3 separate regions of the Homo sapiens genome follow, and regions 1 and 3 are each linked to region 2. Evidence: chromatin loops called from intact Hi-C (ENCODE). Cell type or tissue: endothelial cell of umbilical vein. All regions are shown on one strand.

Evidence for each region. Peaks named below come from ENCODE experiments on the same cell type or tissue, not always from the same donor. Only the 100,000 strongest peaks of a DNase experiment are listed, where the experiment ranks them.
Region 1: it touches region 2 in a loop (23-fold over the local background); 5 of 110 quality-filtered maps call a loop at or near these places.
Region 3: it touches region 2 in a loop (11-fold over the local background); 3 of 110 quality-filtered maps call a loop at or near these places.

What each region holds. Positions count from the first base shown.
Region 1 is chr5:52,654,032-52,662,031 of GRCh38, reverse strand. No RefSeq gene overlaps it. Among named protein-coding and RNA genes, the nearest start is that of ITGA1, 130 kb to the left of the region's middle. In endothelial cell of umbilical vein, a CTCF peak has its summit at 4,656 (motif pointing right); a DNase peak (open chromatin) is centred at 4,751; H3K27me3 peaks cover 711 bases.
Region 2 is chr5:52,003,545-52,011,544 of GRCh38, reverse strand. It overlaps LINC02118 (long intergenic non-protein coding RNA 2118), which reads right to left and starts at 3,514. Exons shown (of 4, transcript NR_147166.1): 1 at 3,467-3,514; 2 at 1,696-1,730. In endothelial cell of umbilical vein, a CTCF peak has its summit at 4,109 (motif pointing right); a DNase peak (open chromatin) is centred at 4,124.
Region 3 is chr5:52,556,363-52,564,362 of GRCh38, reverse strand. No RefSeq gene overlaps it. Among named protein-coding and RNA genes, the nearest start is that of ITGA1, 230 kb to the left of the region's middle. In endothelial cell of umbilical vein, no CTCF peak of the experiment used is centred here; no DNase peak of the experiment used is centred here.

The sequences.
Region 1 (8,000 bases), 650 kb before region 2:
TAGCATTACATAGCTAGGATGAAAAGAATTTGATAAACACTTTACATTATTTGAAGAAACATTTATCAACTAAATCTAATATTCAGTATTTGTTACCTATCTTCTGGTTACCTTTCGGCAAGAATCTACAAAGCATTTTAAGCTTTGAAGTTCCTAGCATTTTTTCCCAAATTTGAACAGACAATAAATCTCCTATTAAAAAGTTTCAGAAATGTGACACATTGTACACCAATATTTGTGGTCTTCTTTCTTTGCTTTAAAAATATAATCCAGGATTATCTGCAACCAAATGGGACAGCAATAAACTGATCCAGGCTGTTAGAAATAGAGTAGAAATCATTTAATCCAAGTAGAAGAGAAAGAAATCCTACCCATATTTTGGGGGTTCTGACATTTTTTTCTTACTTGGATCAGATGAAAAAAGTTGAAATGTCAAAAATCTAATTGAAGAGTTTTATGAGGAGAGAAACTTGTTCAATGACTCCCTTCTTCACAAAGGGAATAGTAAGATAGCAAATGTAATGTGTGTAGAGATGCTGATATCTTAAAGAAGTTTATACTCCAAGCAGATGAGAACAATCTCTCATCCTTTAAGTATTTAATTCACCAATAGTTGTTCTCAAGTTGGGGCCCTAAGAGAGAATGATGGACCCTAGATAGGATGGCTAGATCACCTTCTTGAAATTGGCTCAGTAAATATCGCGTTTTTTTCTAGGGGGTAAAATGTTAAGAATAGTGGAACTGGTTTGCCCCTGGAAGCGGGGACACACCTACATGAGTTTGAGCTTTGTAGAGAGGAAGTCTGCAGCAATGTTTTAGTGTCTCCTTTTATAATAATCTTTCCCAGCTGGCACCCTTTCTGTTAATGATCTCTTCCCACAGTTGTAGAACACAGAGAAGTTAGTCAGAATCCAGCCAGGTAGGCTATGTCCTATTAACCCAGACAATGAAGGTTTACCGATTAATGAAACTACAAATATTAAGAAATATTTCATAATAAAATGGAGGTGAAAAGCTTTGCAATAGGAATGACAAGACTCAGGTTTATCACTAACTTCTTGCTTGCTTTTTGATGTGCTTCCCTTTTGTAATGAATTATCTCAACGCTGTGATGCTCCTGAAAACTAGACTAGTAGAAATCTCCATGATAGATATCAGAATGCAGTTTATCCAAATGCAGAACATGTCCTGTTCCTGTCAATTAGGGAGAAGATAAGATATTTCCTAAAGCCTTTATATTTATTTTGAGAGGCCCAAATCATAGTTTTGTAATCCCTGAGAAGCCACCAGTAACAGATATTTTGAATAAAAGCAGAGTATCAGCCCCTGCAAAAACTAGATCCTAGACAAATTGAATTTTTATAAAACTTAGGCTTTCTCCATTTGTTCTCATTCTGCTGCTAGGTAATCCAGACACTATCTTGTCCTTCAAATTCTCTTCAGCAAAGGCCCAACTAATCTTCACTTATGTGTTAACTGTAGAGGGGTTTTACCTTGCACAAAAATAATCTGCTTTTCAGTAAGGACCTCCTGACAGTCAAAGCATTCCAGCTTTGAAGTGAAATGAGTGAATCTAGAATGTTGGCAATTCAGGGCCTTCAAAGAGAAAGAGTGATATTTCTGAGGACACTTTTGTGTTCCTTGAATGAGGATCCTGTGAATGGCCCCATATTCCATTGAGGCCATTCCAGTCCTATGTGTGCGGTGAAGTAACTTCCTGCCTTGCCTCCAATCTGCCCCAAGCACTGTCAGCATTACAGGGCTGGGCATATAGAGTTTATATTTCTACTTGGAAGGGCCTTGAAAGATCCCTTAAGAGAGCTATTACAGTCTTTTGTACATCTCATTCTTCTTTCAGAGTCTACAGTGAATTAGGAATTGGGGAGCATTCTGTTTCTCCCCTAAGGGTGATTAAGAATCCTCAAGTTTCTTGAGGATATAAAGCTATAACCTTCTTAATGGATAGAAACTTCATAAATCTAATCCTGACTGCTGTCGCATATTACTTCCAAAGTTTTTTTGTTTTGTTTTGTTTTTGAGACGGAGTCTCACTCTGTTGCCCATGCTGGAGTGCAGTGCTGCCATCTCGGCTCATTGCAAACTCCGCCTCCCGGGTTCAAGCAATTCTCCTGCCTCAGCCTCCCAAGTAGCTGGGATTACAAGCATATGCCACAATGCTTGGCTTTTTAAAATTATTTTTATTTTTTATTTTTATTTTTTTATTTTTAGTAGAATCGGGGTTTCCCCATGTTGGCCAAGCTGGTCTTGAACTCTTGACCTCAAGTGATCCACCAGCCTCGGCCTCCCACACTGCTGGGATTACAGGCATAAACCACTGTGCCAGGCCTATTTCCAGAGTCTTCTATGGGTATCCTATTATTTTAGAGAACTTGAATCTACATGGGACTTTTGGATTTGATTCCGTTTGCTTATGTATCTGTTTTATTCAATTGCTATCGTTAGTGGAAGGAGTTAATAACATAATTCGTGAGGAAGAAAGCCTGGTAGAATTTTAACAATAGCAAGAAACAGTGGTGTGCTAATTTGGTCATTGTACATATCCCAGCTTGGTATCTCAATTTTAACAATAGCTCATGTGCTAAGTCATGCATACAGATGTTGAAGATATGACCTCAGGAGATCTTTCAGGCTGTGAAGACTATTATACCTAGTATAGTTTGTTACTGAGTTGCTCACCCCCTCTAGGAAGCAGCTAATTTGTGCAGCACACATGATCTTTTGCTTGTTGTCCAAGAGTACTAGAATACACCTGATTTCTAAGGCAAGCTTTTAACTTGCAGTGCTAGTCTCTAGATATAACTTAAGATATTTAAGAAGTCATAAAATGACTTTTTTTTGCTATAAGATGAAAAATTTTTATCTCGTATATAGTATGAAGAGTTGGACATTCAGTTATGCATTTGAAATATGCAAGAATGAAGGCCACTTAAAAAAATTTGGTCTGTTTTTAAAATATGAAAACAAACTAATAATCTATCTTAGTATGGTATATAGTATTGCATACATCTGAAAATGGTATCATATTTTGCTCAGCTGGAAATTGCCCTGGTGTTCAAAGTGTTTTTCATATAAAAAGATTAAACAATATTTAGACTCATTTTTAAAAATAATTTTAAAACGCTCATTAGGGTATACTTTTCTAACACTAGATTGACTTAAAAACCAAATCTTAGCTTGCAAGAATTAGGGTGTGACCGTATAATTCTTGCTCTTTTTCTTTCAGTAAGAACATACAGTCCTATTGATTCCTTTATTAACTTAAATATTTATTTTATGTTATTCAAACTAATTTAAATGTGAAAAGTATGGATTCCTAATAATGATACGAAAATAGGTCAGAAAGCTCCATCCTTCCTGCTTATATCAGCTTATAGAAGCATGTTCTCTTCAGTTTCTGTAGATCTGTTGTGTGTTAAGGCGCGGGCAAGGGCTAAGGTAGCAATTGTTTCCTACTCCTTGCACAAAATAGGATCTGCACATTGTCAACAGGCTGGAAATAACCAAACAGCAATGATTATGATGAATGGCTTTATCTGACCAATCTTATCTTTTCCAAGCTTAAGCAAGCTTTAAAAAATGGAAATCCTTATTCAGGCTTTGCTCCTTGCCATGATCTAAGGCAGAGGCCTCCAAAACAGTAACCTATAATTGGGGTCTATGAAATGGAGGACTTCCCACAGTAAAGTAATATCTTATTCTGCTTCCTGCATCTGCTGGGAAGTCTTTAGAGTAAATCTAACAAATGTTCACAAGGAACAGTTCCAGAAAATGTTACTTTCTCTTTAAAGGAGATGTGACTGTAATGAGTATCTCTCTCTCTCTCTCTGTCTCTCTCGCTCATCACTTACTGATTTGCTAGAATTAGATGATACAGTAAAATGAGCTCCATGGCATGGAGGTTGGATTACTTATTTTTATAAAATTAGCTTGTTAATAATGTATATTTCTAGTCATGGAATTTCCTACTATGTTCTTTTTGGAACCTTTGTCATTAGTCTGAAGACCTGCTGTATCTGTTCTTTCTTCTGGATATTTTTCAGTGACCTTTGACTAATCAAAAGTAGCATTTTGGCCTGTTCTAGCATTAGGTAATAAAAATGAAACCCTTCTCCCCCCAGTAAGAGAGCAATTGTAACTCTATATTCAATTGCCAAAAATAAATAATACTATTTATTTCTATAGAAAGAACTTGAAAATAATAACATCTATAGTTTTAAATTAGAGGTCCACATATAACAGAATAGTATAACACAAAATGGCATGGAATATTTTAGCACAATAGTAGAAACCAAGAGATGTGAGCTCTATTAGGGTAAATGACTAGTCAATGACTATAAGCCCTTCAACAACGAGGACTTCTGTTATTCTTATCTGTGAAGTTAAAAAATGGGATTGTAGATGTACTAAATTATTTTTATATTATAAAATTACATAATTTACTGTGAGATTTAAGTGGCACATCCCTTTTTGTCCTGTTTTGAGTATTAAATAAGATAGCATATGGAGAGTCCTAATGTGGTGCCTGGGACTCAGGAAAGAATCGATAAATGGCAGTGATATTCCTTATGATTTTGTGAATTACATTTGTCAGTTAAAACATGTTACTTTAACAATAACCACAAGATGGCAGTATTCACCTTCATAGTTAAGTTTTTTTCTATTAAAATGCTGCGGAAGGAGTTGGGTGTATTGTTTTAGCGACTTCCAAGTAGAACAAATGAAATAGTTTTCTCACTTGAAAGGAGAGCAGTTTTAAGATTTTATGTATGTATATACACACACATCAGTTTCCAAGCTGCTAAAGATTACCTATCTTGATACATTTTTCACCTAACCACGTGTCTTCTGAAAAATTCTGAATACATTTTGGTCCCCTTCTATGTGGACTGATGCTTCTTGGATAGTGGATTCTCCTTCAGCCTTCAGGTCTATCTATGAGGATAAAACAGAGAAATAAATTATAGTTCAAATTTTGCACTTTGGCTGGTGAATCCTGGGCATAATTTGAGTAGTATGTGACACAACCTCAAAAGCAAGGTTATTTTTTAAATAACAATTTTATTTTTTAATGAAATGAAGGCTAGCTAGCTAGAAAACATAATCTTAGTTTAAAGAGTCATGAAAGAGGAAATCTGTTTAAAAGATTAAAGCCATTTGAAATGTATAGACGATTATTGAGTAGGGGAAAATGTGTTTTCCTGTGATGGTGTACATTGCACATACTTCATTCCAGTACGATTAGCATGGGAGTGTCAGTTCTTACTAAGAAGAGTTGGAACTCACACATTCATCATCACCGTGTTATTTAAATTGATTTTTTTTTCTATGGTGGATTTCTTTGTGTTTGAAGGGTCCAATTTGGTTCAGAAGGAAACATTTGACAATGAAATATGTAGGAGCCACTTGGCTAGCACATGACATCAGTTAAGTTATACAGAAACTCAAAATTAAAATTCTGATTCTTTCAAATGAAAAATGATCTCAATTTTTGTTTCCTGTGAGAGGTTTTTTGTATAAATTGACCTGTATAGCACCAAAATAGTAAGATGTCTTACAATTAAGTTTGCTCATAGAAAACATTAAAGAAAATGATTTTTATTAAAATAAAGATATACATTTATGCACATTTTTAAAAAGCACTGTAAAAAAATGAAGATCTGTAAATGAAGGAACTCTGGAGTGACACTTGCCCACATTGAGAACATAGAAACACCATTGATACATTTCTTCATATTTATAAAATTACACAAAAGTTATATATGGCGAATGGAGAATAAAACCATACCTTTGTTGGAGTATTCCAAGAGTATATAGAAGTATAGTGTATATTTTATCTATAGCTCCTCATTGCCCTTTTTTAATGAAGGTAAATGATAGACATTAATTATTCTAAGTTGGAAGATGAATTAACTTAGAAAAATAAAAATTGCTTCTAAACTCTGTTAAATTGTTTTGATGCAACCAACTTACTCCCTTTCTTCCTCCCTCCCTCCTTTCCCTCCCTCCCTCCCTCCCTTCCTTCTTTCCTTTTCTCTCTCTTTCCATTTCTTCTTTCTTTCTTTCTTTTCTTTCTTTCTTTCTTTCTTTCTTTCTTTCTTTCTTTCTTTCTTTCTTCCTTCCTTCCTTCCTTCCTTCCTTCTTTCTTCCTTCCTTCCTTCTTTCTTTCCCTTTCTTTCTTTCTTTTTTCTTTCTTCTTTCTTCCTTTCTCTTTCTTTTTAACTCTTTTTCTCCCTTCCTTCCTTCCTTCTTTCCTTCTAAATCAGCCAGCATCATAAGAATTCTGAGAGCTTTCAAAATCTTCAGCTTAGCTCTAATACTAGCTCAACTATAATTATTGTAATTAAAAACAAAAAAGAAAAAGGCAAAGCCACAGATTTAACTGTTGGTAAAAACAACAGCTTGGATGGGAACAGTTTAGATGGGAAGAGAGTGGTAGTGGTCACCATCGAAGTAGGTCAAGAAATCTTATCTGATTCTCTGGTAGTATAAAAATGTAAATTGGTGATATGCTTCAGTAATGCCTTATTTGATATGATAAAGTATTTTAATTTAATTTGATTAAAGTCACTTTAACTCAGCACACACTATGTAGAAGGCTATTCCCTCCAAAAATATATTTTTTTCTTCTTGTACTTGGCTAAAGTATAGTGAATAGATTCCTGGATAAAGAGCCTGGCATTTTGAGTTACTGTTCTGGCATTTACAAAGCCACTCAAATTCTTTGCTAATGTCTTCAGCTTCTTATCTGTACAATAAACATCTTTTGCTAGATAATCTCTGATGTCATGGTCAGAGCTCACGTTCTAGATCACCTAGACCAGTTTATTTTCAAGACTTAGTTCTATATAATTTTAAGATTTTCTCAGAAACCATATAGGGGCTGCCTTTGCCGAAATGGGTATATACTCCTGGCCAAGTTTCAGCCAGAGCAACCTCACCTTTACCTTCACTCATGTTGTACACTAGGATAAGAAGTAAGCTTTTATTTGAAGAAATTCTCTACCTTAAAATGGTTGAGAGCCACTGATCTGGTCTGGATTTTCCTCTCCCCTCATTTTATAGAGGAAAGACAAAGATCCATAGAGGTTAAGTGTTAGGTTTAGGTCACATCGTGTAAGTAAAACTCCACCCAGAACCCAGGTCCTGACCTCCAGGTTACAGCCCTGCACCTCCACTACCCTTCCCTGCATTTTGTTTCTGGTGGAGTTAGGCTGGTACCTCTGTGCATTTCAAGCATGAATCGCCCACTTCTTCAAGAGGTTGTTCAGCCTACTGAAGAATGATATCTTCTTTTCTCTCTTGGCACCAGTATTATGGAAAACAGAAACTTATTCATTCTTCTCCACTCTGTTTTAATGTACTTAGTAACAAATGGCTTCAACAAATTCTGTTAGCTAATTGTTGTTATAGAGAATGGTTCAAAATAATCTGTTTCAAAACCAAATTGCTATTTTCAGCAGATGTCACCTAAGATTTAATAGCTTGAGACCATCCAACCCCATTCAGCAGATCCAATATTATACATAGAGTGCATTTTTGCAAACTAGAATAGAGCACAGTGGGAAGTAACATGGCTCAAAGTAAGACTTGAATGGATGCTTTATTATGGCCATGCTCTAAAGCATAGAACTCCTAGGTCTTGATTGCATATTTGTCAGTGTGTTGGAGCAGACCCAGTGATGAGGTCTGAGGAAATTCTTTGCTCTGCCAATATGGGTTTATTGACCCACCTCTGTGTGGAGGTGTGCTGACCATCTATTCAGCAATAAACCTTGATTAGGCAATTTAGTTACTACAAGAAACCTACTCAGCTGATTGTCAAAGAATATGCATTTGCCCTTAATCAGCAGCTGAGAATGTTTGCACTGCAAGTTCTAGCCAGAGAACACAATTTTGAATTCTTTGCTGTTCAATTCCTATCAAAATCTTGCTTTTGAGAAATTATAATGAAGGAGGATTGACTGAGGCTATAAAAGCCA
Region 2 (8,000 bases):
TGTAACTGTTCTTTTCCTAGGACCTATCAATTATTATGTCAATTGACATGATTCGAGCAGAGTTCATTTTTTTCACTCTAAAGCACAAAACAATACTAGGAATGGTAAAGGATGTCATAATTTTTAAACTAAGAACCTATAATACACTCTAAATGCAACAAAGAGGTCCCTAAACTCACTTCTACCTTAAGCCACTTTTTCTGAGCAACAAAATGTCTTGGCAATCAAATAATTCATTGAAACAGTAACAGCAGTCTAGTCAGATGAGGTTTCTTTGTTTAACCCAATTTTGCAGGATGAAACTGTTTAGACGTGGACTTAGTGACTTCATTTGAACCTTTGTAGGCACATGCCTTGTTGAATTGGATGGTAAGAGGAGATTCATATGCACCAAAGCCCATATTCACACTCTTATTTCAATATTTTTTAACTGGAATTTAATTTTAAACTTGAATAGAAATCTGAGAAAATTAACATGTGGTCAAGGTTTTAGGTGAACATAAAATTACCTAACTTGATGAGGACAGTGTACAAATTCTTGATAATCAGCAAATGTTAAGCAGAAAATTTGAGCACTGTTTTGGGTATTTTTTATCTCGTTCTTGCATTTCAACACCAAATTCCTTTAACATTTTTTTCACAAATCATGGAAGGAAAAGGAAATAATAATAATGATGGCAATGATCTATTTTGACCATCTTATTATTTTCACCTTATTCATCTGGGAGCTACAGTGCAGTCTTAACCATCCCATAAATACTGATCTAGCCAAAGGAAACAGACTGTATTTTCCCTCGACTCTTTGCACTGATATATTGAAATAGCAGGGAAGAAAAAAAAAGGCCCATAATGCTTCATTAGTTAATTGTGCAGAGCACAGCTCTTTAGGGGTAAACAAGTGAAGGACATTTGCTGAATGGCCCATCCTCGTCATGCATATTATGGCCTAATGATGCTAGTAATGGTAGGAGGCTCCTGGAGAGTCATCTGTCAAATTAGCACATTGAATTATTTATTGCCTCAGAGTAAAATTGTTGAAAGGTAGCAGCTGAGACATGGTTTTTATAAATCTAAAATTCAGAAAAAAATACTAAAAAACTCATACAGCTGCTTTGAGGGTATATTCGTTTTTTAACACTTGCATTTATGAACACAATAGTCTTTACTGAGTAAATAGACTGAGTTTGTTTCTACCTTTAAGTCTGATTTGTTGTGTGTTTGTGTGTGTGTATGAAGTCCTGAGTATTTTATGTCATTAGTGATAGTGTAATAACCTAAAATTCAGGTTAATTGTTAAGTCTTCATAACTCATTTCATCTATATCACCAATGATAACCATAAGACAAAATGCCAATTTTTACTAGGCTGTGCGCCCAGAAACTAACATGGAGAGTATTGTTCTTGACTTCCATGTCTCAATTGTTCATATTTTTGTTCTACCACAGTGTTGTCTAAGACAGAAAATCTGCCTTCCTAAGACTTAGGGGAAAAGGCAAACCTATGCTAAACTCTTAAAAAAAAAAAAACAGTAAATATAAGAAACATAAACTAAGAGGACTCTAAACATTACAAAGCCTAATACAGTCAAGGTCTTTCAAAACATATTAATTATTTGTTCAGTATTTACTTAGTGGATACCGACAGAAAGTGTTTTTTCTATTCATACATATTATGTACAGAAATAAATTCACTTACTAATTTCTTCCACTGGCCAATGAAGAGTCACTGTTCTGAAAGAAATTAAAAAAAAAAAAAAAAACAATTAACCAATTCTATGTGGTCCCTATTACCTCTTTATTTCTTTTCTTTTTTCTTTTTTTTTAAATTCCTGCTCTAAACAGATAACTAACTTGGGAAGACTTAACATTTTGATTATAAAATAGATCACTAATTTCAAATAAGCAGGGTTACACTATGTATTATTTGGCCTCAAAGTAGCAATGTAATGAATTTCTTAATAACATTAAATTTAAATCACTATGAGTAATTGAGAACATATATGTGTGTGTATATGTATCCATTTGGTCAGAAACAACTCCAGTTAATTCTAGTAATGTTCTGAGTGGTAGAAGAAACTGGCATCTGGCAACTTCTGGGTGGCTGGCCTGCTACTGGGAAATGATCATAGAGAAAATAGCATCAAATCAGGGTCTTGAAATATGAATGGGCTTTCAATACCCAGGGAGAAAGACAAAACCAGTTATCTTGGAGAAAAAACAGGTTGGAACAGGATATTGGGAAGATATAAAGAAAATTAATCTAAAAACCAAGTTGTATAAGATCATGGAAGGTCTTGACATGTTAAGAAGCATATAATTTAAGGGAAAAAATTCAAACAGATATAGAGAGATAGATTCAGCAGAAGAATCTTTAGAAAAAGTTTAAATAATGTTGGATAAATTCTAAAATAATATATATATTCTAGTTTTCATCATTATCACTACCATAAATATGGTATGTGGTTTTCCACATGGGAAAGGTGAAGAGAGAGAAAGAGGAAAAGTAGAAGTACTAAATTAAGTGGCCACTGTCCTGGGAGAATTGTGATGCTAATTATCAAGTAAAAGAATCAGGGAGAGAGGGTCAAATTTAATAATGAAGACAACAAAATTTCATTATTGACATTTGGAGTTGAAGATTTTGGTGAGGCATTTAAACCAAAACGTCCAGAAAGTTGTTGAAAAGTGAAAGTGTAGCTCAAAGAGAAGTGAGTTAAAAATTTACAGCTGATAAATGGAAATTTCTTTCACGTGGATAGAAAGTCATGCGAATAGCTAAATTGTTTATTTGGTGTGGTTTGGCCAATGCAAATGTTGTCTGCCTGCATATTTTACTTTCTTTTGATAATATGGGCATCGTGTTGAACAATTACTGTTTTTATTACCCCATCAATTTTCTCATCAAGATCTGATTTTTCTTATCGCTATTGCTATTTTAATTCTTTTCATCTCAGCTCTTCTTTCTGAAGTTCTTTTGTATTGACCTTCCTTTTCATCTTTATTAATTTTGTATTTTTCTTTTAAACTCTTTACTGAAATGAAAAATGTTTACTCTATATTTCAAGAGCTTCAGTGTTTCATAGATACTCTCTAACTTAATAGAAGTAAAAAGTATGGGGAAATTGTTATTCTCAGCTTGTAGCAGTTGAAGCAGACCTGCTGATGACCCAGGTCTATGCAATTCCAAAGTTTTGATTTGGCTTTTTTGTTCTTTCTATATCACATTGCCTCCTCCATAGACACTATCTCAGCTTTTTACCTTCATTTCCAATAGCTATCCTTAATCCCTTACTCCTATCCCATTTTCTCTTATCAGTCACCTCTCTTATTATGGATCTACTCCTCCAGTTGGCACTCTTCCTCATGCTGCTGTTCTGTGTCTTTAAATCCTCTTCTCACCTTTCCGTATGCTCATCTGCTCAAACCATTAAGTTTTATCAACCCAATAACATTTATAACAACTTTACCTTTAAAATTGATGATGGAGTTGTAAGTGGTCTCAAATTCACCCTTCATTCAATACTCAAAAGATGGCATTGAAATCCCTTGCTATGTTACAAAAGTCCACACTGTGACAACAGAATGGAAAAGTATAATTTTGGCTGTATGCCATTTGCCTAGACGAATCACCAACAGTTTTGCTGCTTATATGAATACATTTTAAATTGTAGTATTATTTTTCTTGTTCACAAACTTGTAATATGTGGTCAAAAACATATTTCAAAGGTGAACACTTTTTAGACAGTAAAACTGCTCCAAGCATTCAAATTTTTTAAATATCATGCTACTTTTTTTTCTTTTAGAGTGGTTATCTATTAGGTAATAGCTGGGTTTGATTGCGGCAGGATATCAACTGATGCCTACCTGGCAATTAAGAAAACCAGAACTTCGTCTATCATACCCCCAAAGAACTGTAGGATTGATACCTGGAACAGGGAGGATTAGCAGCTGACGGTTGGAGCAGGTCATATTGAGCTTACTTCAGAGGAAGAATACACTAATTTCATATCTAGGAGTTTGCGTTGAAATAAATGTGGGAAGGTATGTTATTTTAAAGGAGCCATATTTACATCGACCATAAAACCTGAGGGAATGCTGCTGGTATTCCAGTAGGTGGCAATCTTCCCCCAGAATATGCAGCTAACCAAGGTCCTAGTGCAGGTTTGGGATGTGCAGCTTGTCTAAATTAACACCAAGGATTCTGTCTCTAAAAGTTCAAAACTTCAACAAAAGAACAAACCTCTTTGTATATTAGAATACTTTCCATGCTCTTAGTAAACCAAATCTTAGTGGATTTACCTTGCATCACCAAACTAAATCAGGCATTCTTTGGGCCTTATCTTTCCTTTTCATGAGTTATATATGTACAGCGATATAAGTATACCATCTCCACTATCCTTCTCAAATTATTCGTGTATATTAGAAACTGCTCTTTGCCAAACATCAATTTATAACACTATCAAGACAGTTAATGAGAACCTGTAAAATGTTATCACCCTTGCAATATGTTTAAGGCAGAAAATTTAAATGATTCTGTGGACTACATGTGACTCTCCGCTATATCTATCCCATCAATTAAGGAATTGTAAGTTGAAGGTTTTGTAAAGGCTTTTGCAAAATAACAAGTGTTTCTCAGTGCAAAGTTTGAAAAATAGATTTTATGGGGAAATGCAAAGCAATCAGAATGCCTTATCTGTGGAGAGAAAGTTTATAGGAATATTTGCTATGCTGTGATACTAGATTTTTGTTGTAAAATCTTCTAAGTGATGTGTAATATAATGGTTACTGCTGTCATTCTGGGATTTTAATGTCATTCTTCCAAACAACCACAGCATAGGCTAGGTGCAGTCTTTGGTCTTCTCATGTTTTTTTGTTTGTTTTGTTTTTAAATAAATCTATTATTTTATTTTAAGTAATTATTTTCTAATTTGGCATATAGTCTCATAAATATGGACTAATATGGTAGCATTACTACTGTTAGGTAATATTAGGTTCTTCTTAACTTCTGAGTAAAAGAGAAATGTGTGTTTCCCTGTTCCCTTGATGTCATATGTGTGTGTGACTTACTTTAGCAAAGAAACAAGTGTGAGAGTGATCTATGTCACTTCCAAGCAGAAACATGGAATTGTCAAAATGATAGTTTCCAAACTGTGGCTTCTTCATCAGCCTCAATCATTTGGTGAAGTCAAAGTGGAAGAAAATCCCTAGTTTACCAGAACAGATATGTAGCATGGTCCAAAAATAGATCTTTATTGTTTTAGGCCACTGAGATTTTGGACTTGTTTGATAGCTTAATGTAACTTAATCAATCCTAACACTATAAAAAGGAATTAAACTTAGTACTATAAGATAGATGATAAGTACTATTAAGTCATATATTCTGCTCAACTCTCCTCTGTTAGGACAGTAAATAAATGTAATGCATGTATAGACAAAATATACTATGGAAGTATATACCTGGGCACTAAAATTATCTCAAACTAATAAAATGCTTTCCTAATATGGAGCCAGCTTCTACATTCTCCTCCTCTGGGTGAAAGCTGGACTCCTCTATAATTGAGAATCTTCTAGTAAATCATTTTCTAGATCAATATTAGAAAATCAAAGGTTTAACTGAAAGTGTAGACAAGTTAAACTTCAGGACTTTCTTAGGTAAAAAATGATTATAATTGGTATGTAGCTAATACATATGCTTTTCAGATCCCTACCAAGCTGTATCTCAACTGCAAGACTTTTCAGATACTTCAACATTCAACATTCATTGTGAATTTCCAAGAATGAAAGATAACATTACTGGCAAAGTCAGTTTATTATTGACTAATAATAAATTCCAGGAAATGTAATGCCACTCTGTCTTGTGCTTAAACAAAAATATTTCCTCATGTAAAAAACAGTAGTGCATTTAACCATTATAGAGACAATTTCCTTCATAATCATTTCCTTTTAGAAGCATACCTCTGAAGGAATTACAAAAAATTTAGAAATGATTTTCTTATTTTTTAAAATACATATTCATGGTTTATTTCTAAAGATCATAACTCTTACTCACCTGCATTGTGGTATGATTCCTGATTAGAAGGGGTAAAAGAGAGGAGTTGGGGATAGTACCACACCATCTTGGGTACACTTTTGCTGTATGTTGAGTATCTAAATCCCATCCTTCATACATCAGGACATTAATCAAAGGTTTAAACCTACTTTGTTGGTGCATGGCTTCACAGCTCTCATTGATTTCTATATTTGGTTAATAGTTGGTGGTCTAATTTACTCATTTACTCAACAATCCATTATTGCATTCCTAATAAAGACCAGGTTCTGTGTTATGCACCCAAGATACAAAGTTGAAAGTAACATGATCCCTGTTCTGAAAAAGGTCATTATTTATCAGAGAGTAAAAGTTATTTGAATGTACTATAAATGTCAAAAATAAGATATTTTCAAATACTTTGAATACCAAAGCAATAGAGCAATTAATGACATACCAGGAAATATAAGCAGAATGATCAGAAGCACATCGTCAAAGTTTATGTCGTATTTGGAGAACTATGTGTGATCTGGTATAGTTCAAATGACCCAGGGGCATTTGGAATACAGGACTTAAAAAACAATATTTATTTATGTAAAATAGTCAAATGTATAGCTTGCTTAAGATGAAACACTTTAAGCAATTAAAGGTAGACAATAAGGATATTTGAAAATCACCAAGTAATATGTCTTGTAAAATACTAACCTCAAATGGTCCAAATAAGAGGCAGATTAGAAAAGTAAGGTGGAAGGAAGGGGACATAGTGGAGATGAGGTGGAGAAATAAGTATTTATTGATCACCTAAATTTTCTAGGCATATTGGTGGTAGTTTTCACATATCATCACATATCTTATTCACAGCCAGCCAGTCAAGTAGGCATTACAATTCCTACTTCATGAACACTCTTAAAAGCTCTTGGACACAAAAATGAAAAAAAAAATTATTTTCCTTAAACTAGGAATAAAGTCCTTTTTCATAAATTTTATATTAGTTAAGTAATCTCCTTTTTTACTTATGATTCTTACACAATGATAATCATAAGTAAATGTAACTAGGGTATTGAACAATTTCAATGAAAAAAGTTAGCACTATATATTTTCATAGAAATGATGAAAATATATGTATCATATTTATGTTTCATTTAGTTAACCATATCTCAGAAATTCTTCTGGCCTTAAGTTAGCCTAAACAAACTCTTATGGGCAGAAATAGCAGTTACCTTTTTAGAAGTGGAAAGGTGTGATACCTTTCATCACCCATCATAAGGGTCACAACTGATACTCCTATGACAAAAGATTAATAAGAGAAGACTGTAACAAATGTATTTATTCAAAGTTTTACATGACATGGGAGCCTTCAGAAAGGAAAGACCCAAAGACCCAAAGAAAAACTGCCCTTTGTTATGCTTAGGTTCAATGACAAATGGATAGTCATGTAGAAATGTGATTAGACAAAAGGAAATAATCGAATGGTAATAGACTGAGGGGGGAACCAGGCAAAGCCTGGCTATTCATGTTCTTCTTGGCCTCTCTGTGTAGCATTCCTTCCCCCCACATATGGTATGGAGCAGGGTCCCTCTGGAACAAGGATCTTCAAGGGAGAAGAAAGAAGGGAGGAAGTGACCTTTCTAGGTTTTATGGATTGCTTTGGGGAAAAAGACTTCTAATTTCTATGATCCCCCTAGGGGAAGAGGAATTCTGGTTTCCATGACTCTCTTCTGATGGAAAAGAGAGACAGGAGACAAGAAGGCAGGAGAAGGCCAAGAGAACTTGCTTCTGAGGCCTTCTAATCTCCTTTAGTTCAAAGTACTCAGCATGCCAAGACAACGTACTTTGGGGTATCATGTTCTGAGCCCCACCACCTTCATAGACATACTCCTTAATCCAAGATACATTTTTTCATAAATATCACTCAACTCTATTTTTTTAATACATTCTATTTTTTTTCTGGCTAATATGTCTTGTTATTACAGTCA
Region 3 (8,000 bases), 550 kb before region 2:
TCTACAGCCACTGTACTCCATGTATTATAACCTGTCTTTTAAAACATTAATTCTTCCCATCAAAACCCTGCCTTCCACCATGAACCCCTATAACCAATGTGATGTCCCAAGATGGGAAACCCAAGTTCTCATAGAAAAGGAGCTAAATTTTGGCAGCTTCTTGTATGTTTTGGGCGAGGGATTTGGGGTTTGTAATATTAAATCCTGTTTCTGCCCTTTACATAGTTCCCTTTGCATCCTGATATTTTCTCTGGCACCATGCACAAGAAACGGTAAGTGACATCCTTGTCTCACCGCATCCCTAGCCTGCCTCTGGTGCTCTGTGCCTGTGCATTTTTCCCTCCACACCAGTAGTCTAGCAAAGAATAGAAACTGCAGGTCACTCTGAGCCAAGTCACAGTTGTGTTTTTATGCCAAGCCTTGAGAGAAGGGTGTTGTGGGTTTCACTTGCCAATGGCAATAGAAATTGATTGCAGGCAGCAGCCAATAACTAGGGAAAAAAAAAAAAAAACTCCACCAAGTAGCTATAGCATTAAGGAATGCTGAAATGTTGATCGCCTGTGGACTTTTCAGCTCTGCTGGAAGTAGCAGGATCAGCAGGAATTTTTTTTTTTTTAATTAAGGGATCTTCTATATACTTATGTCTCTTCTGCTATATTTCATGTTTTGTCTTTAGTTTACAAAGTATGAAGCAGTAAAAATTGCTTTACTGTCACTAAGAATCTGGAATTACTTCATAGAAATTATACCTGCTAACATATACAACTTGTAAAATCACAACACATTTACTTAAACCAGTATATCTTTTTCAGAGCTCCAATAGCCACAGTAATCATTGTTTCTTCCTTAAATTTTTCACCATGGCCATTTGCCCATTGATGCGTTTATTTGTATTTTAAAGTACTCCAATCTCTTTCACCACTTTAGATTGAGTTTTCAGAATGTGATCTTTCCGTTGCTATGTGAATCAGAACATGCTGGTTATATGCAAAGATAATATGAATGGCACAAATATAAAGTTTAGTTTTGCTGTCAGCCTAGCTCCTCTGGAATTGCTAATTTCTCTTGACAATTATGTTACTGACACTTTCTACCCATCAAGGAGGAGTTTCAATCCTAACTAACTCTAAAGTGTCATTCATATCTTTCTGTATATCTTTCTTCATTTAGATATTCCACTCCCCCAACATAGCAAAGTATAATCAAATGGACAGCAGAAATGACTAGATTAAATTTAAAACAAAGCAACGCACAACCACACACAATCATATTAGAAATAGATAATAAAAACAAATTCGGATTTTCTTTATGTTCTCATTTTTGCCATTATTTGTTTAAACATTGTACAACATATCCTGAAATCAGCAAATGTAGTCTGGAGAATCCTACAAGCACTGCATCATTATTTATTATAGCAGTAAATTTAAATAGAAATCAACAACAAAAAAGTAATAAATAAGAGTGTTGTGAATTCTGTACAATTTGTTAATTCACTTCACAGGACTTTTCCACTGTTTTTAATGCAGAGTGAAATTTACTACTGCCACAGTGGAATTGCTAGAGCCTTATAGAAAACAACATATATGCTTAGCTAAAGACTTTTATCTAATAAAGTAATTTGAAATTTTCATTAGATTCTGGTTTCTGTGGCAGCAAATGTATGCAGTGAGGTCATTCTGTCTAGACAAAGTCTATTTAATTTCTTACCCCAAATCAAACAAATTAGTTATCTATAGATCTAGGCTTATTCTACAACATCCAATATGGTTCCTTGCACCTGGGTATTTTGACTCCTACAACGAGATCACACAGCTTTATTTATACCTCATTGCCCTGATGGCCTTCCAGCCCAATTTCTAGTTTATCCAGAAATTTTATTTACTTTTAATAATATAACCTTTGCCAATCAGTTGATAATTTTTGTTTGACAGCTGCGTTGAAGTATTACATTACTTTTGAAAAATAACAATAACGGAATTGAAATATATTTATGAGTTTTTAAATAGATGAAGGTTTTAATGGTGGCAAATATTTATAATTACTAATATTTATTTGGTTAACTAGTGTTTTGATGTAGGCATCTAAGTGTAGTAGAATAATAGTAAGTTGGCTTGCAAAATATCACCTAAAAGGGAATAAAGATTACTGATCATAAGATTTCATAAATTATATAAATCTTTTATTGATTTAATTTACTCACATAAAGTTATATATAAAAATATGCTAGTCTCTGCTAGCATATGGAATTTTTGGTCCTAGCTCTTAGCATGTTTTATTGAGGGCAAGATTTTTGGAATTTTCTGTTTATATGGAAAAATTACAGCAAGGCTTTTGTTCATACACAAAACTGCAGTCGGTAATTTGTCCCCTACTGTGGAAGAGTTTAATTCTGTGGATAAGATTTTCTTAAACTCCATTTCTTAATATGATCAAAAACTAAGTTTTTCTCAAGCAAAAAATGGTTACTTTTTAATTATGAGGATTTTGGCCACATGTTTGTCTTGCCTGAAGTCCACTTAACTGCTTTGTTTGTTGCTGCTTTGAGTTCCGATTGTTGTTGGTATTTCCTAGTATTCTGAAACCCTGGGCTATTTCCGACTAAAATTACAATGTGTAGTTATTAATTTCATCAGATTTGCAAGGTACATCCTTCTAAAAGGGCTTGTACTGTTGAGAAATATAATCAGGTTTCAACATTCTTATGACTTTTAATATACACTGTATTTGGTTGTTTTTTGTCCATCTCAGCAAAAGCGTATACATATATTTAATTTTATTGATCTTATTTTGTTCTGTTTGGCGCCAGATATAATTTATAGTTGTTATGACTGAAGTTTAATATGTTAGGTCATGCATTTTTGTTGGTGTTAGTTTTTCTGGTCAGGGAAGGAAAGGGTGATCAACGGTAGGATCAACTAAGCTTTGTTTGAATTTATCTACTCTTTAAAGACTCTATAGCCTCATTCAATATTAGAGTACTACATTTGGATGATAGTAATGTGCAAGTTTAAACATTATTGTTAAAATGGGTATAAACATAATAAAAATTAAAATATACTCAGAAATTTCCAAAAATCTTGCCTTCAATAAAGCACATTAAGAGCTAGGACCAAAATTTCATATGTTAGCAGAGATTAGTATATTTTCATCTATAATTTTATGTAAATAGATTAAATCAATAAAAGAGCTATATAATTTATGAAATCTTATAATCAGTAATCTTCATTCCTTTTTAGGTATCACTTTTACAATCCAACTGACTGTTATTCTATGATAGTTAGATGCCTATATCAAAACACTTGCTAACCATATGAATGTTAAAAATTATAACTATTTGCCATCATTAAAACATTCATCTATGTAAACTCATATTCTTCCTAATTATAGTAGGTTAAAAGCTTTCCTAATTTTTTGTAATTAAATCAATCATTATTTTTATACTTCAAATTTGTACTTATGTAATTATGACAATTTATAAGGCTACATAAAACCTAAAATATTGATTATAAGATTACTGTTTTAGCTTGTGGGGTTATCATCTAAGCTGGATTTGTATATTGAGATGAATTATACTTTCATTTAGTATGCTGTTAAATAATATTTTGCTAAATAACATTTTAATTTTTGCATCCATTAAATTAAAATAAATATCCTTTTTTTTTTTAGTAACAGGGCATTTGATAATTGAGTGCTATCCCTTTGTTTTCTAAGCAACGTGGTAGTGGTAAGATACAGACAATAGTAGAATGCCTGGAATCAAAAGTGGTATTGTTCACTTATTTATTCCAAAAGAGGGCAGCAAAAGTCTATTTTATATAATCTTCTGCCATGTGCAGATGCCTTCTGGTCAGTGGTTATTTTTGCATGACTCATTCTTATTTTAAAATCAAATATCCCTTTCCTCTACTCAAAATACAAATTGAAAATAAATAACAAAACCAATTTATTGTGAAAAATATTTAGAAGAACATAAAAACAAAACATAATCTTACCTGAAGCAGGTAATTTATCAAAAGAAGAAAATTCTGCCAATTGTCATGGTTTTCTTTGTCTCACTCTTATCAAATGCAATTAAAACTGGAATCAAATTGTTTTAGCCTTCATTTATTCTATGTTCTTATCACTACATAGTCACTGAAAAAATGTTTATCTAATTGTACATAAAGCATCAACACTGTATTTCTGTTATAAAATTATTGCTGATTTTTAAAGAATAATTGTAATTTTAAACAAAATTTTGGCATCAAAAAATGAGGAAACCTTTTGACTGAGAAATCAAATGTGATTTCAGTCAAACTTTAGGTGCATAAGTTACTGCTCTAATGATGGTTAACTTGAAATATGTTTCTGTTTATCTTTATTTTGTTGAGTTTCTCCTTAAAGAAACATTGAACCCTGAACTCACATTAAAAGAAGCATCAGAAGATTGGGCTTCAAAAATTTCTTCCTTTCTTACATACAGTTTTTCAGGCTTCAACTTTTTATGCTTTAGCTATGTGAAAAGTTGTCCTTTCATTTTTTTAATAAAATAATCTTAAAAATATTGAGCATGCAATTAGATGGCTTTCAAATCTTGGAATTGAAACTAATGAGAAGTAGGAGAATGAGGGTTGCAAAATGTCTGAAATGTCAACTATCTTTAAGTTGCTGAAAAACAACATGAATTTATAGTCATTGGCTAGTACTTTCAAGAGGAATGAAGGAAAATAAATAGGGAAAAGAGAGCATATTGTGCTGAAGTAGACTTTCTTCATGACAATGTCATCCTTTGATAATTGATATGGTTTGGCTGTGTCCCCACCCAAATCTCAGCTTGAATTGTATCTCCCAGAATTCCCACGTGTTGTGGGAAGTACCCAGCAGAAGGTAATGGAATCCTGGGGGCTGGTCTTTCCCGTGCTATTCTTGTGATAGTGAATAAGTCTCACAAGATCTGATGGGTTTATCAGGGTTTTCTGCTTTTGCTTCTTCCTCATTTTCTCTTGCCGCTGCCAGGTCAGAAGTGCCTTTCACCTCCTGCCATGATTCTGAGGCCTCCCCAGCCACGTGGAACTGTAAGTCCAATTAAACTTCTTTTTCTACCTGGTCTCAGGTATGTCTTTATCAGCAGTTTGAAAACAAACTAATACAATAATAGTAATGAAATGCCAAATTTCTCACACATTAACTTTCTCTATTTTGATTTAATTTTTTATTTGGTACATTTACAACTTCTGGAACCATCTTATCTTTCATAAGTAACTACATCCTAAGCTTTTTACTTGGTAATGGAAAAAGCAATTCATAGACAACTTCATGCACTAAGTATTGCATGTAAAATGATAGCATGGTATGTAGCACACTGTAAGTACTCTTTATTATTATTATTACTTTATAACTATCATCTTTTCTTATCTGAGCACAGAAACGCACTTTCATAAGTCATCCTGCAGAATGTTTCTTGACAAGCATGTGTTACGTTAACGGGAGATAATGGGATAGGATTACCATGAGCTAGCAGGTGTGTTTGCACAGCCCAATGAATCCATATTTATAGACAACATTTATTGAGCATGTATTATGTGACAGGCACAATGCTAAGTATGTTATGTGTATTATATCACTTAATCCACCCAGGAGGAAACTGAGGTTTAATAGTAGAGTGATTTCTTGTTGTGAGGGAAAAATATTGATCTGCATAACTTTTAGGTGAAAAAGAACTAATTCAATGCAAATAGTGGAGTTGAGAGTTCCCCAGCCTTATCTTTCTATTCTGGCCTGGGTTTTTACTCCACTTGAAGTGCTCAATGCCTTCTCATTTTTCTCACTTTTTTTCTTACAGCTTTCAACCTATGTTCTCAGGAAAAGATCAAAGTGTAGCCCTATACTCTTTAATGTAATTTTAAGTTACTATGTTACTTTTCCAATACTTTGCATTTTAAGACATCTAGTATTGTGGATTGGAAGTTTTGTCATCAGTTAAGGGGCATTCTGATATAAATCAATAGATGGGAGAAATATTGGGTGGTTTGGGGAGGGTTGTGGTGGCAGCAAGCTGGACTTTCAGTATTTTCCAGTCACAACATATGTACAAGTACCCTTAAGACAATAGATAATTGCAGTCCACACAATCAGGCCTAGTAGCCTGGGCTATAGTACATGCTTAATAAATTGTTGAACGGGTAAAAAAATACATATGAAACATTTTACACATATTGACTAATACAACCCACACGATAATCCTGTGAAGTAAATATTGTTCTTATTTTCATTTTGCAGCTGGGAAACCTAAAGCCAAGAGGAGTTAGGAGGCTGCCTAAGGATGGTAGAGGGAATATTACAAATCTTGGCATTCTGGCTCTATAGTCTAATGCTCTTCACCTTTGTTTTCTGTTTCTCACTTTCTGTCTCTTTCTGTTTTCCAGAGTTTCATCCATCCTTGGTATTCTTCACATCTTAATCTCTACTTTCTATGTAAAGGATATCATATTATTCCTTGGTCATGACTACTAATTAAAGTGCACAAATTTAAATTTCTGTATCAACTTGCTATTGTATTTTCAAGCATCTACCAACATCACATGGGTCTCCCAAAACTTCTCAACCCCAGCAAGTCCCAAGCTGAATTTATTATCTTCCCTGCCAAGCTATATTCTTCTTTTTTTCATCATCCACTAACCTATCAAATATTTAAAAAACTTATGGTTGTATGTGGCTCTTAATTCTCCCTAACAGCCTACATCTGTTGAATTGCCAAATCTATCCTTTTAAGGTCTTTACACCTGTCTTTTTCCCTCTCCTTCTCTACTGCTAAAATCATTATTCAAACCTTCATCTTATATCACCTCGATTATCACATGACTCTTTTAATTGCTGTCACTGACACTGTCTTTTCCCACTAATTCTTTTCCATAGTCTGTCACCATTGTTATCCGAAAAATTATTCTCTCATAACTTTACCTGCTTTAAAACAAGCCATCAGCATCATGCCATTACCTACAAGATAATCTTCCTTTTGTGGCATCTAAGACCTTCCACAGAAGTGAGGGGTTCCTTTGTCAGCATCTTCTTCTGCCTCTTCTCCTGCACGTCCTCTCCTCCAGCCCAACACGGTTTCACGCTTCTCTTGGTGTGCTCCTCTTTCACATCCCTGGACCATTGTTCACTCTCTTTCTTGCCTTTCCTGCCTTTGGTTTGCTCTTGTACTCCTAGAAAATTAATTTATCTTTATAGCCCTGCTAAAATTCCATGGATTATTTTCCTAATACCTTCAGGAATAATTACTGACATTCCATGGCATTTGAAGTTTTAATTATTGAATTTTCATTTTGAGATGTTTGATGAAAACAAAAATAGGTAACACATAAGAAATGAAGAAGAATTATAATTGAATTGTAATTCCATCAAACACCTGATGAACTAGATTATGAAAATTCTTTTGAAACTACCTGGATGTACTTCCTCACTGCCACCAACTGCCTCCCATCAAATTTAATCACTATGTTGAATTTAGTGTTTATATTTCTTTTGCTCTTTAAAATAGTATAACTAGGAATGTATGTGTCTTTAAAAATATAATGCGTATATTTTTGAGTCTCATTCAAATCCTATCGTATTGTATATTGTCTACCGCAGTTTCTTTTGCTTACTCAAGACTATATTTCTAAGATTCTTTGGATATTGCCTATGGGCTGAGGGTAATTCATTTTCACAGTTGTATTATATTTCATTTTAAACTATGTCACATGTATTTGTATTTTTTTTTCTGTCTTTTTTTTTGAGATGGAGTCTTGCTCTGTTGCACAGGCTGGAGTGCAATGGCGCAATGCAACCTCTACCTCCTGGGTTCAAATGACTCTCCTGCCTCAACCTCCCGAGTAGCTGGGACTACAGGCACCCGCCCCCACACCCTGCTAACTTTTGTGTTTTTAGTAGAGACGAGGTTTCACCAGATTGGGCAGGCTGGTCTCGAACTCCTGACCTTGTGATCCACCCACCTTGGCCTCCCAAAGTGTTGGGAT